2 separate regions of the Homo sapiens genome follow, and region 1 is linked to region 2. A link is an interaction called in ENCODE POLR2A ChIA-PET data of the cell type or tissue named here. Cell type or tissue: Panc1. All regions are shown on one strand. Links, peaks and the distances in the headings refer to the core of each region. The heading gives the core; the rest is flanking DNA. Region 1 overlaps ST7L (suppression of tumorigenicity 7 like). Region 2 holds the start of LOC124904810 (small nucleolar RNA U13).

Region 1 (8,341 bases), core at 147-8,146, 110 kb after region 2:
CACTGCAACCTCTGCTTCCCAGGTTCAAGTGATTCTCCTGCCTCAACCTCCAGAGTAGCTGGGATTACAGGCACCCACCATCACGCCCAGCTAATTTTTTTTGTATTTTTAGTACAGACAGGGTTTCACCATGGTGGCCAGGCTGGTCTTGAACCCCTGGCCTCAAGTGATCCACCCGCCTTGGCCTCCCAAAGTGCTAGGATTACAAGTGTGAGCCACTACACCTGGCCATTGTTCCTGTATCTCTTATAATGGTTACCATAAAAATTGGTATTCAATAAATATTGGTTGAATTAATCAAATTCATTAATTTATTCTTATAAACATGGCTGGCACATTGTAAGTACTTAACTAAAATGCTAAATATTAGTGCCTTCTCCCTCTCACCCTATTCTGAACTCCTAGGCTGCTAACAAGGTTGATAAAAAGATGATGGACAGGCCAGGAACGATGGCTCACGTTTGTAATCCCAGCACTTTGGGAGGCTGAAGCGAGCGGATCACCTGAGGTCAGGAGTCCGAGACCAGCCTGGCCAACATGGAGAAACCCCATTTCTACTAAAACTACAAAAAATTAGCCCGGCATGGTGGCACATGCCAGTAATCTCAGCTACTTGGAAGGCTGAGGCAGGAGAATCGCTTGAACCTGGGAGGCGGAGGTTGCAGTGAGCTGAGACTGCACTCCAGCCTGGGCAACAGAGTAAGACTCTGTCTCCAAAAAAAAAAAAAAAAAAAAAAAAAAGATGACAAAGATGACAGACAATGTGTTAAGTGCTACATGTATGGAATACATTATAAGAAAGCTTGAGAAGGGCCAGACATGGGGCTCACGCCTGTAATCCCAGAACTTTGGGAGGCTGAGCTGGGCGGATCACTTGAGGTCAGGAGTTCAAGACCAGCCTGGCCAACATGGCAAAACCCCATCTCTACTAAAAATACAAAAGTTAGCCAGGTGTGGTGGCTTGCGCCTGTAATCCCAGCTACTCAGGAGGCTGAGGTAGGAGAATTGCTTGAACCCAGGAGGTGGAGGTTGCAGTGAGCCGAGATCGTGCCACTGCACTCCAGCCTGGGTGACAAAGCAAGACTCTGTCTCAAAAAAAAAAAAAAAAAGAAAGAAAGAAAGCTCTAGAAGGGAGGGCCTAGCTATCTAGGAGGTCAAGAATGATTCTCAATTTTCTGACTTCGGTGACTTGGAGAATGGTAAATCTATCCTATATCAGGAGGAGCCAATTTGGGAATAGGGGTTAGGGAAATAAATAAGTTCAAGCTTTGACTATGTTGCCTGTGTAACATCTCATCCATATATACATACATACCTGTATATGTGTATATATATATGTACATATATAGAGATTTATATGCTTAAATATTTTCTTGTATAATCTACTTAACACATATACATACAAGTCTATATTTTCCTCTCTCTAAATAATATATAGGTATAGATATATTTTTAAGTTATGTATATAATGTATATTATGAAGTATACATATAATATTTATAATTAGTGAATGTTGTAGGCATAAGTAATAGAGAGCAACTTCAAACTAGCTTAAATATAAATAGTAATTTGTTGGAAGAACACTGGGTTATCAGAGAACTCAATAGCAACAATTATATTTGGACTTCATAAGGGACTAGAACTGGGGACTAGAAAGCCATTAGGATTTCCAGGAATCAGTTATTTGTATATCTCTCTGTCCCTGGCTGCTTTTTTCAGTCTTTCCTATTCTTACTTTCCTTTCCTTCATCCCCAGCCCCATTTTCTCCTTCTGTGTTCTGTCGTTTCTGTTTCTCTCAGTGTATCCACTTCATTCTTACATCTTTCTCTTTACAGTTTGGCTTTCCCTTCATAGACAACCATGTGGCCAAACTTGAGGCCCCTACAGCCCTCTATTTACATGTCATGAGTTCAGGCAGACAATACAGAATGAATAATATCTCAATCCCACTTTTTCTTTTCTCTCTTTTTTTTTTTTTTTTTTTTGAGTTAGGATTTCACTGTCACTCAGGCTGGAATGCAGTGGTGCAGTCACGGCTCACTGCAGCTTCGACTTCTCAGGCTCAAAATATCCTCCCCACTCTGCCTCCTGAGTAGTTGGGACCACAGGCATGTGCCACCATGCCTGGCTAATTTTTGTATTTTTGGTAGAGGTGAGGTTTCACCATGTTGCCCAGCTTGGCCTTGAACTCCTGAGCTCAAGTGATCTGCCTGCCTCAACAGGTGTTGGGAATACAGGTGTGAGCCACTGCACCCAGCCTCAATCCCACTTCTAAAACTTCTGGGAGAGAGAATCAGATTTATCCAGGTGTTTATTCCTTGTCCAGTCAGCTGTAGCCTAAAGACAGGATTAGGTTGTGTAAATAAAATTGCCAGCGGTCCTCATATATCTTCCTCTGTACATCTCAAAAAACAGAATTGGGAGTCATTATTTTCTAGGTAGCAAAAGAAGTCGTAGGCATAAATGAAATCACTAAGGAAAACTGTATACAGTGAGAATTGAACTGAGGGTGGAACCATGGATGCACAGAAATGTCTAAGCAATGAGTGGCAGAATGACAGTTGAAGATTCAGTGAAGAGGTTGTCAGAGAGACAGGACAAGAACTAAAACTAAATATGCTAGAACTAAAAGGAAGAAGAAATTTCCAAGTGAGGAGTAATATCCAAGATAATAGGTAAGGTAAATACTAAGAAGAATCCATTGACTTTAGCAATTAAGATGTCATTAATGAGAGAAATTTTATTTTCCTTTCTAAAGAGGTGGTGGTGGTAGTTCTTGTTGTCTTTCCATTTTAACAGGAACAAATATATTTAAGGCAAAAGAATGGACCTTAAATTATGGAACATCAATATGCAAGAGTATATTATATTAAGCTAATACATTTAGCCTAAAATAATGCCCTCCTTTGTAAATTATTGCAAAGGTTGTCTAATATAAGGCCAATTTTACATAGTAATATGAATAAAATCAGGGTTATTATGTTGTCAAAGCTGTAAGCTATAAGACCAGACAGTTTATTCTTGGCAAGCCTTTATTCTAACTTGGTGCAAACTCCAGAAGGTAGGAGAGGGGGAATATGCTGGGGGGTTTTGTTTGATTATATTTTATGTTCTTAGAGTATTTTTTTCTGTCTCTGACTGTGGAAGAATGAACAAATTGTTAACAATAAGGAGTTTTAATACCCAGGAGTACTTAATGTTTTTTGTTTTTAATTTTCCTTCAACTTTGATATGACTTACCGCATTCTGGAATTTGCTTATGGACCTCATAAGTTCAGAGTTGAACTATTCCCCTAGTTCACATAGCTATTTAGTCGTCTTTTATGCCTTCTGATAAATTTTTCTCTACAAGCCAGTGATGAAATTTGAACTTTCGTTCCAAGGGAGTGTTTCTGTAATAGTCATCCATTATTTTGATGTATTAGCCAAACATTGACTGACAAATGAATCTACAGAAAGCAATCCAGGAAGAAATAATTAGGTCTCTCTTACAGTATAAAAATCTCATATTTTAGGAAATTTCCTCACTAAAGCTATGCAGTTTTCTACCTTATAAAGTGAGAATACTACTATCTCTTAGGGTTACTGAAAAGAATTAAATGAGCTAATATAAATTAAAGTTCTTTATAAACCATAAAATGCTATATAGGTTAGGTAATATTACTAACTTTGCTGTCTTGTATGTGTTTCCCACCTTCTTGAATAGCAGGGTTTGTTTCTCTTGATTTGAAGTTGGGAAGAAGAAGAAGTTGGCCTCTCATGGCTGAGGGACAGGGCAAAGGGGATTGCTGACTGGTTCTTTGGGTGCTGAAAGCACAATGTTCTCTACAGTTTCTAATGTTTCTAACTTTTAAAACTTCCATTTTGATGTGCTTTTACTTTAATCATGGCTCAAGGTTCTGGACATTTTCTGGATTTTTAATGGGTTTGTGTTTTGGTATATACTTTCTGAATATAGTAAAATAAAAATTAAAATATAGCTGTTGAAGGAAGCTTAGGTGTAATCTCTGTGAATCATTATGTTTTAAAAGTGAAATTTATAGCTGACCTTGGTTCAGCACAAAATTAGTCATCCCTTACTAATGCAGGATATTACATCAGAAATTCCTGGGTTAGTATCCAGCCCTAAGCGGTCAACTTCCTGGCCTAATGAAGTCCCAGAATAGCTCTCAGTTTAGCAGACATTTATTGAGCACCTACTGCATGTTAAGTACTCTAATAGGCTCATCTCAGTATTGTTATTCAAGTATTTTCAAATTTCAAATAAAATATAAATACTTGAGTATAATTGATAACGAAATATCCAATCACTAGAAAAATAATAGCTGAGTAAATATGTAAATATGGTAAAATAAGACAAGGGACTTTATTTATGGTCAGAATCCTAGGCCTTCAGTTTGCTAGTTTAGGTTTTTTTTTTTTTTTTTTTTTTTGAGATAGAGTCTCACTCTGTTGCCCAGGCTAGAGTGCAGTGGCATGATCTTGGCTCACTGCAACCTCTGCCTCTCAGGTTCTAGCGATCCTCCTGCCTCAGCCTCCCAAGTAGCTGTGACTATAGGTGCACGTCACCATGCCTGGCTAATCTTTCTATTTTTAGTAGAGATGGGGTTTCACTATGTTGGCCAAGCTGATCTCAAACCCCTGAACTCAAATGATTCACCTGCCTCGGCCTCCCAAAGTGCTGGGATTACAGACATGAGCAACCACACCTGGCCTACCTACTTTATTTATTAATTAATTTACATATTTATTTTTGAGACAGAGTCTTGCTCTGTTGCCAGGCTGGAGTGCAGTGGCACAATCCCAGCTCACTGCACCCTCCGCCTCCCGGGTTCAAGCGATTTTCCTGCTCAGCCTTCCTGAGTAGCTGGGACTATAGGCGCGTGTCACCACGCCCACCTAATTTTTATATTTTTAGTAGAGACGGGGTTTCACCATGTTGGCCAGGATGGTCTCGATCTCCTGACCTCGTGATCCACCCGACTTAGCCTCCCAAGGTGCTGGGATTACAGGCGTGAGCCACTGCTCCCGTCTTACCTACTTTAGTTTTACAGTGCCTAATGAAATGCCACATATATAAACACATTAATAACTGGGTAAAATTATTAACTGATGGTCCTAGGAAATCACCAATGACATGTCTGCCTCTTTCTCCATACTAGTCTTTGAGCTCCCAAAGAACAATAATTAATAACAACTCAATGCCAGGTGTGGTGGCTTATACCTGTAATCCCAGCGCTTTGGGAGGCCGAGGTGGACGGATCACTTTAGGCCAGGAGTTTGAGACCAGCCTGGCCAACATGGCAAAACCCCTCTCTACTAAAAATACAAAAAAGTAGCTGGGCGTAGTGGCCTGTGCATGTAATCCCAGCTACTTGGGAGGCTAAGGCACAAGAGTCACTTGAACCTGGGTGGCAGAGGTTGCAGTGAGCCGAGATCATGTCACTGCACTCCAGCCTAGGCAACAGAGCGAGACTCTTCTTCTTCAAAAAAAAAAGTAGCAACTCAAATGTATTTATTTATTTATTTATTTATTTATTTATTTATTTATTTAGAGACAGGTCTGTCACCCAGGCTGGAGTGCAGTGGAATGATCATAGCTCACTGCAGCCTCAAACTCCTGGGTTCCAGTGATTTTCCCATCTCATCCTCCAGAGTAGCTGGACCTACAGGCACACACCACCATGCTGGGCTAATTTTTAAAATTTTTAAAAATTTTTAAGCACGATTTTGCTTAGGTTAGTGTCGCATGCCTGGCTTTAAGCGATCCTCCTCTTTGGCCCCCCAAAGCGCTGGGATTACAGACGTGAACCACCACCTGTGGCTGCAACTCACATTAAGCACTTAAAATGTTCATCATTACAACTCTCCATAGCAACTTCTAGAGGGTTTAGCAACTTATTCAAGATCACATAGCTAATAAGTGACAAAGCTTTTTTTCAAAATCACCTCAGCATGATTTTGTAATCAATATTCTTTCCCATGACGCCATCCTGTTCCCACACCCAGCACAGTTGTCTGGCTATTTAGATATGCTGTTGATGCTGGGATAAATAATGGATAACTGTCTTCTACCTTGCTTAGCCAGAGACTTTCCTTTTTAAATTTTTTTTCTTTTTAATTTTTAAAAACAGATTTCATTTGAAAAGATTAAGACTTGTTTACATGTTATTCTGAAATAAAATTGATTCTTACCTATTCTCCATTGCAGCCTTTCATCATGTTTCTGTTTACCCAAAAAAGGAGCTTCCTTTGTTCATCCATTTCACAGCAGGATTTTGCTCTTCTACAGCAATGATAGCCATTCTCACTCACCAGTTTCCTGAAATCATGGGTATTTTTGCTAAAGCTGTAAGTATGATCTCAAGGACTTGTGTAGATTATTTGTAAAACACACAAGAAACCATCTCTGATCTGCCTGTGCTAACCCAGCTGAACAATGGAAGATATTTGTTGTAAATTAAAGGAATTGATTTGTATATAGTTGCTGCCATAAATACATCAAACATAAATTTTTGGTGATTTGAGCTACTTCTGTTGCTTAAAAGTTTAAAGAATACAATATAAGATTGTAACAATATAACATTATAAAGTTTGCTCTTATAGATCACTTTTGGTGATAAACAGCATTTGTTACTATCTTTGGTATTTTTAAAAATACCCTATTTTGTAAACAAACCCTTTGATTTTTTTCATTTAAATGAAATCATTAGTTCTCAGGATTTGTTGAACTTTAAACTCAAGAGCACAACTAGGATGGATAATAAGTACATAAGGCGGGGGAACAGATGGGACATTTGTCCCTAGGTACAGAATGTGCCTATGTCTCAAAGGTTCTCCAAGTTATTGTGTCTGCTTGTTCTTACTTCCCCAGACTTGGATATAGAACCATGTGTAGTTCTATATTTTCATTTTTACCCTTTAGTTTTGAACTACTTCCCCATTTCCTGAACCAGTTAACACTTGAGGACTGATACTAGAGTGGGTATCCCATCACTATTTACTTTTTTTTTTTTTTCTGAGACAAGGTCTCGCTGTGACCCAGGCTGGAGTGCAGTGGTACGATCTCAGCTCACTGCAGCCTCCGCCTCCTGGGTTCAACAGTCCTCCCGCCTCAGCCCCCCGAGTAGCTGGGACTATAGGCACATGCCACCATGCCCAGCTAATGTTTGTATTTTTTGTAGAGGCAGGGTTTTGCCATGTTGCCCAGGCTGGTCTTGAACTCCTGGGCTCAAGTGATCTGCCCGCCTCAGCCTCCCAAAGTGCTGGGATTACAGGCATGAGCCGCCATGCCCAGCAACTATTTACTTTTCTATATGAACTTATTAATGTCACTGGCTCAAAGTAAAATTAGCAAAGATAATTGCCTTTAAGTCTCCAAGCCTTTTTAAAAATGCATCTTTCTTGTACATCTTTGCATTTCTACCAGGTAGTAGGAGTTAAAACCCAAAAAGAAAATGCTGATTAATTATATTCCCAAAAATGAAAACACTGAGAACCATGGAAAAACTAGTCCTTACTTGGTAATGTATTTTCTGTATTTTTCTCTATATGCCTCCATTCTAACTTGTTTCCTCACAGTTTCTTTTTCTGCCTTAAGAATAGTTTATTTTGTGCCTTAAAGATTAGTTGGCTTTTTTCTGGCACCAGTGGTAAGAGCAGTGGTTTCCCTTTTTCCCTGAAGGTCAACCATATAATGTGTTAAGTTGCCACTGGCTGTAGGCCTAGGAGTCTGAGTCTGCACTTGATTCTGGGTCAAACTTCAAGAAGAATGACTTTCCACTGTTGTTCAGGGAGTATAGCTATTTGGTTTGGAAACTGACTATTCTATTTCTTTTCAGTGTAAAATGAACACTTAGTGATCATACTCATAACTGTTATTTGCAGTAGTGCTAATAGTTGAGTGAGTGCATCTCAAACTGAAATGACCTTACTATGTAATCTGGCATCGAATAAAAATGGCCTAGAAAGAGAATTCCATCCATTTAATAGCTGGAAAGAAAATGTGCAACTGTGTATGTGAGATCACAGGCAAGCAATGGGAGAGATGATTCTTGGATTTGTCTCAGGCAAGTGGAGTGGGAAGGAAGTGAAATAGAGCAAGGAGGGAGATCTAGAATCTGGAATAGATCTATACCAACTGTTAGTAGTATATTTCCATGGGGTGCAAGCTACAATTAATGTTTATAGTGTCTGCCTTTACCTAGGCAGTCACTAATGGCACCAGAAGAATCTTTACGATTACATAGCATAAGTTCCTTAGCACTCCTCTAGTAGAGACTGAGAATGAATAATTACATATTTTAAATGGAAGCTTCTTTTTCAGACCAAAAGTTATTG
Region 2 (8,341 bases), core at 90-8,089:
CCATCTCAAAAATCAATCAATCAGTCAATCAATCAATCAATCAATCAATCTACTTCTGCTTGGCTATTTATATTCCAAAACACCTGCCATTCTCTCTAGTTATAATTTTTAGGAATTAACCCAGCCTGGGCTGGGAGGTGGAGGTTGCAGTTAGCTGAGATCACGTCACTGCACTCCAGTCTGGGTGATGGAGTGAAACTCTGTCCCAAAAAATAATAATTATTATTATTATTAATTTTAAATCTTTCCTAAAACTGCTGTTTGATAATTCCTAGTTATATCTTATGTTACCATTGAAGGAAAAATAACAATAACCATGTTGCCATACACTCTACATGCTATCCTTTATCAACTCAGAATAGCTCTCTCTGTTTACCACCCCAAGAAGGAGGCTTCTATTTCTATTCACTGCCATCAGTCTCCCTTTGCATCTACACATACTTGGTCCTTATTTAATACCAAAGCAACCTGCACATGTTTTAAAGATGTGAAGTTTTAAGTCTATAAACATGTTGGAATCTCACCTGAATCTTAAGCACGCCAACCACCTGGGCTGTAGGTGGTGTGATGGTGAACTTCCACTCTGATCTCCAACGACCATTCCTATTAAAACACACACACAACATTGCAGAATTAGCAATAAGCACAAGAAAGAGGTGATTTGCCACTGAGGTACAGAAGTTGGGAAAGAGGGGTGCAAAAAAAGAAAAAAAAAAAGAGAGAGAGAGAAACTGTCATTTCCAGTTTGGCAAACCCAAAGCTCTGTCTACTCAAATGTAAGTCTGGATCTAAGTGGCCTGACCATAAGCCTTTTCTAAGTTATTTTGTCTTTCATTTTTCCTTTTTTCCCTTGAAATGGAAAACCATGCCTATTCTGCTCATGGGAGGCTCTTCCAAAATCAGATGAATAGGCTGCTGAGTTACACAATTAACTCAAGTAGCAGTAACCCTAAGCCAAGTAAAACTCAGATTTTCAACAGGGCACTTTACTAATCACTTGTTCTCACTCAAAATAAGAGTAACTTTTAAAGGAAAATATAATTATAAAACCTTAGAACTGTAAGGAATCTAAATCCCTCATTTATAGATGGAAAACTGAAGTCTGTAAGTTAAATAATTATTCCAAGCTAGTTGGATTAAAAACCAAGTCTCAACTGCTGGTTTCTTTCAGATGTAAATAGAAGAGAATATCTACTTCTTACCAGAAGTTTTTAGGCTGAAACTGGTGGCTTTCAATACATGCAATAATAGTCTGTTGCCCATCGATAGTTTTAGCATAAACCTATTGTTGGGAAAAAAAAATAGTTAAAGACTCCAAACACTTTTAATTTAAACAACATGCATTGTACAAAAGCAGAGTGTTAAATCCTTGGGGGAGACAAAGAATCACATAAAATGAGCTTAGAACACAATAGTGCACATGGGATATGAAAACAAAGCAGAACATGTTAGGTTCTACCAGAGACAGTGATACAATGAAAACAGAGGGAAATACTGCTCTTGGTTTGGGGTACAAGGCGGGTGCCATTTAGGCTGGGTCATACAAGACAGATGAGATTCTGATAAGCAGAGACTGAAAATAAAGGCAAGACAGGAAACTAAGGACTTGTTCAGTGAACAAGACTGTCAGGTTTAAAGGGTGTGTGTGAAGTGGACTAATGAAAGACAAAACAGGATGGTAGATTTAGGTCATGTAATAGTAGATGTAAAGTAAGAAGTTTAAGATTTTATTCTATAGGCAATGGAGAGACAGCAAAACATGACTAGAACTAATATTGTGGGAGAATAATCAATACTGGTATTCAAGATAAAACGAAGAAAAGCTGAAGCTTGGTTAGGAGGCCACAGGATTAATCTAGGCAACAAGTCAGAGTTATATTAATGGGAATGGAAAGGAAGAGTTGCACACAGAATGTAGAAGTACAATCAAAGTCTAGCAGTATATTGCAAATGATGGGCAAAGGAAAGAAGGAACTCAAGAGTGACTAAAAAGATGGTGGTGTCATTAACAAACTGGAAATTACAGATGGAGATGTCTAGTTAGTAGTTAGAAACACTAACTCTTCTTTAGTGTGGGAGAGGTGAATGGAAATGCAATCACCAAGGGAAAGTAAGAAAAAAAAAATAGCGCTTTATAGTCCACAAAATATGTTCTTACATGTATTTTCTTTTTCCTCTAATAAATCTGATGAAATACAGTGTTATCTACAGATAAGAAGTTGAAGTTCACAAAGCTTCTTGCCTAAGGTCACTCAGGAAGTGGTAAAGGTAGAATCCAAACCCACTGTTTTTGTGACACCGAAGTCTGTGTTACTTTACCTGCATTAAATGAATTATGAACTTTGGGGGAATGCCTACATTTACAAAGGTAGGGGAAAAAAAGAACTTAGTATAGAGTAAGAATAATTAGGGGGCTGGGTGCAATGGCTCAAGCCTGTAACCCCAGCACTTTGAGAGGCTGTGGCAGGGGGATTACCTGAGGTCAGGAGTTCAAGACCAGCCCGGCCAACATGGTGAAACCCCATCTCTACTAAAAATACAAAAATTAGCCAGGTGTGGTGGTGGGCACCTGTAATCCCAACTACTAGAGAGGCTGAGGCAGGAAAATCGCTTGAACCTGAGAGGCGGAGGTTGCAGTGAGCTGAGATCATGCCACTGTACGCCAGCCTGGGCAAAAAGAGCAAAACTCCATCTCTAAAAAAAAAAAAGAATTAGGGGTTGCTGACAGCAGCCTAAGTAAAAGATAATTTCTAGAAGTGGTTGATTGGCTTCAGTGTGAAATGCCATTCGGAAGTCATGGACAAGGAAAAGGACACTGGACCAGGTAACTCAGGAACCATTAGTAAACTCAGAGCAGTTTCTGTAGAATGGAGACTAAAGTAAAAAATTAAAGGGTTCAGAAGTAGATAGAGGAAATGGCATTAGCAGGCAAAGAATATGTACTGACGTGGTGGTGATGCAGAGAGAGATGAGAGAAGGGAAAAAGTGGAGAAGAGGGAGAAAGGGCAAGGTGGAAAGGGCAGACAAAGAAGGAGAAATAGGCCGGGCCTGGTGGCTCATGCCTTGTAGTCCCTACACACACACAACACACACAGAGAAAAATTAGATAGGTATGGTGGTGTGCACCTGTGGTCCTAGCTACTTGGGAAGCTGAGGCGAACGGATTACAAGGTCAGGAGTTCAAGACCAGCCTGGCCAACACAGTGAAACCCCGTCTCTACTAAAAATACAAAAATTAGCCAGGTGTGGTGGCAGGCGCCTGTAATTCCAGCTACTCAGGAGGCTGAGGCAGGAGAATCGCTTGAACCCAGGAAGGGGAGGTTGCAGTGAGCCGAGACCACACCATTGCACTCCAGCTTGGAAGACAGAGTGAGACTCTGTCTCAAAAAAAAAAAAAAAAAATTTCTGTCAGTTTCAATCCTTACAAAACATGGGGGATTAGATGCCTGTCAGAGGACAATGAAAAATGTTTGGAACATACTATGTAGAAAATGTGATAGGGAATAAGGAGATGAAATTACGGACTACTAAGCAGGTCAGCTGAAGACATAAGACATAGGATACTTATATACAGCAGACACCATCACAACAATTCCATGACTTTCTGTAGGTCATTTGATAGCTAAGGACACAGTAGGGTTATTTGGTGCTGGAGCTCTCCAAATTAAGAATGGGTAGTGACAAACTTTGAACAGGTAACAAACAATAAATTCAAAGTATATTTAGGATTAAACAGTCAATTTCTAAATGGGAGTCTATCATGTCTCCCCTTTGCAATACTGGCTTCCCAACAGGAATTCTATACTTGTCCAGTCCACCATAATGGGTATTCTCATTAAAAAAAAAAAAAAAAAAAAAAAAAATCAAACATAATGACACCTAGCCTAACATTCATCTAACATTTATGTAGAGCTTACTTTGTGCCAGGCACTGTTCCAGGCATATATTACATATATTACTAATTCATTAAATCTTCACAACAACTCTATGAGATAAAAACAATTATTTCCATTTTACAGTCAAAGAATTGAGGCACAGAGATGTTAAGTAATTTACCTAAGGTCACACAACTAATTAATTGGCAGGGCCAGGAATCAAACCAGTTAGTAAGGCTTCAAAGTAGGTGCTCTTAACTGTATTCTAGACTGCCATGTAATTCATCATCATTGTATATTTAAAATATTCTAGTGAAAATTGCTGATTTTCCCACAACAAAAAAATGATAAATATGTATAGAAATCCATGTTATTAGCTCAATATAGCCATTCCACAATGTATACATATTTCAAAATATCATGTTGTACATATCATATTTTTGTCAATTTAAAAATAAAAAATATTCTAATCAATATTTTTCTTAATATGCCATAATTTTATAAAGGAAAAATAATAAAGCCAAATTTATCTATTTTTACAGTCAAGAGGGAGTAAAAGAAAATTAGGCCAGGTGCAGCAGCTCACGCCTGTAATCCCAGCACTTTGGGAGTCCGAGGCAGCTGGATCACCTGATGTTAGGAGTTCGAGACCAGCCTGGCCAACATGGTGAAGCTCTGTCTCTACTAAAAATATAAAAATTAGCCAGGTGTGGTGGTGGGCACCCGTAATCCCAGCTACTCAGGAAGCTGAGGCAGGAGAATTGCTTGAACCCAGGAGATGGAGGTGACATTGAGCTGACACGGTGCCCCTGCATTCTAGCCTGGGTGACAGAGTAAGACTTAGTCTCAAAAAACAAAAGAACAACAACAACAACAGCAAAAACAACAACAAAAAGAAAATCACTCCTGATTAAAAAAAAATTGTTTGGTTTTTTTTGTTTTTTGTTTTTTTGAGACAGTGTCTCACTCTGTTGCCCAGGCTGGAATGCAGTGGTGTGGTCTCAGCTCACTGCAACCTCCACCTCCCTGGTTCAAGTGATTCTTGTGCCTCAGCCTCCTGAGTAGCTGAAACTACAGGTGTGCACCACCACATCCAGCTACTTTTTGTATTTTTTAAGTAAAGGTTTCACCATGTTGGCCAGGCTGGTCTCGAACTCCTGGCCTCAAGTGATCTGCCCACCTTGGCCTCCCAAAGTGCTGGGATTACAGGCATGAGCCACCATGTCCAGCCAATTGTTTAGTTCTAATAGTTTTGATTACTGAATATAAACATCTAAACTATGTAGAAGTAGTTTGTGTAAAAATGCCTATATCAAAAAGCCATAAATATGAGCAAAAGCTCTCTCAACAATCTTAGTATACCATTTTTTTCTCCATGTCCAAACCAAAGACCTTTTAGATCTGGGTAAAAATACAAACAAAAAAAAATTAATTTAAAAGGTTAATTTAAAAAAAAGAAAGAAAAAAAGAAAAACCAAAGACCTTTTTCTGATGGGTGTAAGGCATTTTTCATAAGTCAAATGTGAAAACAGAATACACTGATACCTAAATTTTTTGTGCATTGGGATTTTAAAAAGAAATTTTCCATATAAAAATTTCATTTATACCCCTTTCCAAAATGATTTAGGGAATAAAATGCAGAGGAGAAGAGAGCATGGCTAAGAAGAAAGTAGGGATGTTTGGTAGGCCAAAGCCTCCAAAGGATAAGGTAAATATAAGAAAACACTCTCTGATAACGAAGCAGTCAGATACTTAACAGTACAGAAGCCGTTGGAATAATGGTCTTTCACATAGGCTCTTAAAGCACTGTCACAGGATTCTCTCCAAGACTTCAGACCTCCATCTGCTTCTTCTGGCTGGGGGTCACTTGCTTCTTTCCGTAAGTGGTCAAATTTAAAGGAAATTTTGTTTCTTGGATCTAAAAATCTGCTATTACCCAGGTCACCGTGCTCTGTAATTAAGACCTTCCAAAGAATCATTAAACATATGAGTAACTGTAAAAAAGACAATTCTTACTGCCTTTTATGAAACACATCAATAAAAATTCTGAGGCAGTTAACTTTTCATTTAGTCAGATTTCTTTCATATTAATTTTTCAACCAAGTCCCGTATTATTAAGAATATTGTATTTATGAATAAGTCAACTTTAAACTACAAAATATCCCCCATACTAATAATATTCATTTCTTGGTTTCTAATATATACTTATACATAACTATATATGTACTTTATACATAGCTGTAATAACTTTTATGTACACTTTTGTATTTTTTTCACATATTTTTCCAGAGTCATTATGAAACTTTAGGGCCATTACACTTAGCATTTAAAATAGGTAATACATTCACATGGTTCAAAAATGAAAAAATACACAAAGTGAACTGTTTTCTCATCCCATTTCCCAACCACCAAAATCCTAAAGTAATAAATAAGTAGTCTAAATTTCAGGAGGAACGCCTCTGTTTTTCCATTAAATATAATGTCTGTTGTTACTCTTATCAAGGAGAATTAAAGACAGCTGGAAAACCTGTAAAACTTAAATACTTCCATTTTCACTGTTCTTGTTAAGAGGCTGCTCTCCTTTCTTGTCAAAGAAACTGCTAGTGTTATGAGAAAGAGAAGAATATCCTAACACGTACAGTACACACAAAAACTATAAAAACTAAGACAAATTTATTCAGCACCTGGTTCAGACATCTGCTTTGGTTTCCATTAATAGGATCTCTACTATCTGCCAGGCATAGCCTGTCTAAAAGGCAATTATTACCTGATCTTCATATCCTTCTATCTTCACAGGCGTGAACTGATCCATGTTATACTGGGCAAATGCACTGTTTTTTTTTAAAAGTTTTTTAAAAAAAAAAAAAAAAAGAGGGAGAGAGAAAAGAATTATGTGTAAATAAACACAAAAGGTGGTTCACAGAATAGTGAAAGGAAATGTGAAAATAGTACCCTGTACTTTTCCCTTCTCCCCAGACATCCAGTGTTAACATAATGCCTTCCAGCTTTCTGAAGGGACTCCTCTCTACGGAGATCTTGGAAGCTCCTTAAACTCTGAAATTACCTTTTCCTCTCTGCTCCTGAGCTCCAAAAGACCTTCTGCTTAGACAATTCCAAAGTTGGTTTGTTTTGAGATAGAGTCTCACTACGTTGCCAGGCTGGCCTCAAACTCCTGGGCTCAAGAGATCTTCCCATCTGTTTCCTGAGTAGCTGGGACTACAGGTGCACACCACCACACTCGGCTAATTCCAAAGTTTGAAGCAATCTAATTATTGTGAACTGCCAACAATTTTAATCATTTGGGCAGAAGCTTTCAGTAATTCAAAAGAATCCTCCATTGATACACTATTTTGGAAATGATCTTTTTTCTTGGCTCTCAAAGTCACGAGAAACTATAATTAAATGTCAGAAGGCATCTGACATGCGAAGAAGGTGAAGTGAGAGTTGAGCATGAGTCAAGTATAAAAGTAGAGCCTCAGGCACAAAGTAGTTATTTTTAAAAGAGGAATGCATAAATAATCAAAGTACATGCCTAATATTACTATTTGTCCAAAGCTTGATTTTTGAAATTCTGCATTTTTAATGGCTCTCTAATACATTTTACAAAGCTAAAGCAAAAGACAAGATAAAAGAAAGATGGAAATAAGAGCTACACTTATATTCTTAAAAAGTATCAGTCTTCTCACAGAATTCCCAATTTTAACCTATTAAAATAGACTGCTAGTTTTTTTTTTTCCCCATGTCAGACAGGTAATGTGCCAACATAACAAGGTTTGAGGGAGGCACATCTCACACATGCATGTGAAAACTCAACCATCACACTTATGAACTACAAAAGGATGGAGACCACTAGTTTTAAGCAGTGGTTAAAACTAGGCTTCTCAAGATAAAGCAAAGTAACAAACATTTAAACTTCTTCAAATATTTAAAGCTTTTTTTTTTTTTTTTTGAGATGGAGTTTAGCTCTTGTTGCCCAGGCTGGAGTGCAATGGTGTGATCTTGGCTCACCACAACCTCCACTTCCCGGGTTCAAGCGATTCTCCTGCCTCAGCCTCCAGAGTAGCTGGGATTACCATGTGCCACCATGCCCAGCTAATTTCTGTATATTTAGTAGAGACTGGGTTTCTCTATGTTGGTCAGGCTAGTCTCGAACTTCCAACCTCAGGTGATCCGCCCACCTCAGCCTCCCAAAGTGCTGGGATTACAGGCATGAACCACCGTGCCCAGCCTCTAAAGCTAATTTTCAATCTTATTTTGTTAAAAGTTGTTACTGTATACTTTGTGTATTTATTTTTTTGGGGGGTGGGGGTGATGCAGTCTCACTCTGTTGCCCAGGCTAGAGTGCTGTGGTACGATCTTGGCTTACCGCAACCTCTGCCTTCCGGATTCAAGTGATTCTCCTGCCTCAGCCTCCCAAGTAACTGGGATTACAGATGCGCACCACCACACCCAGCTAATTTCTGTAT

What was found. Peaks named below come from ENCODE experiments on the same cell type or tissue, not always from the same donor. Only the 100,000 strongest peaks of a DNase experiment are listed, where the experiment ranks them.
Region 1: POLR2A ChIA-PET joins it to region 2 with 14 read pairs; 3 of 35 experiments call an interaction of 5 or more read pairs at or near these places.

Annotation. Positions count from the first base shown.
Region 1 is chr1:112,539,962-112,548,302 of GRCh38, reverse strand. ST7L (suppression of tumorigenicity 7 like) reads left to right here. Exons shown (of 15, transcript NM_017744.5): 14 at 6,213-6,352. Among named protein-coding and RNA genes, the nearest start is that of WNT2B, 35 kb to the right of the region's middle. In Panc1, for the core only: no CTCF peak of the experiment used is centred there; a DNase peak (open chromatin) is centred at 4,082; H3K27ac peaks cover 2,112 bases.
Region 2 is chr1:112,651,963-112,660,303 of GRCh38, reverse strand. It overlaps CAPZA1 (capping actin protein of muscle Z-line subunit alpha 1), which reads right to left. Exons shown (of 10, transcript NM_006135.3): 4 at 6,643-6,706; 5 at 5,633-5,839; 6 at 1,203-1,282; 7 at 525-603. It overlaps LOC124904810 (small nucleolar RNA U13), which reads right to left and starts at 7,716; the gene lies at 7,616-7,716. In Panc1, for the core only: no CTCF peak of the experiment used is centred there; no DNase peak of the experiment used is centred there.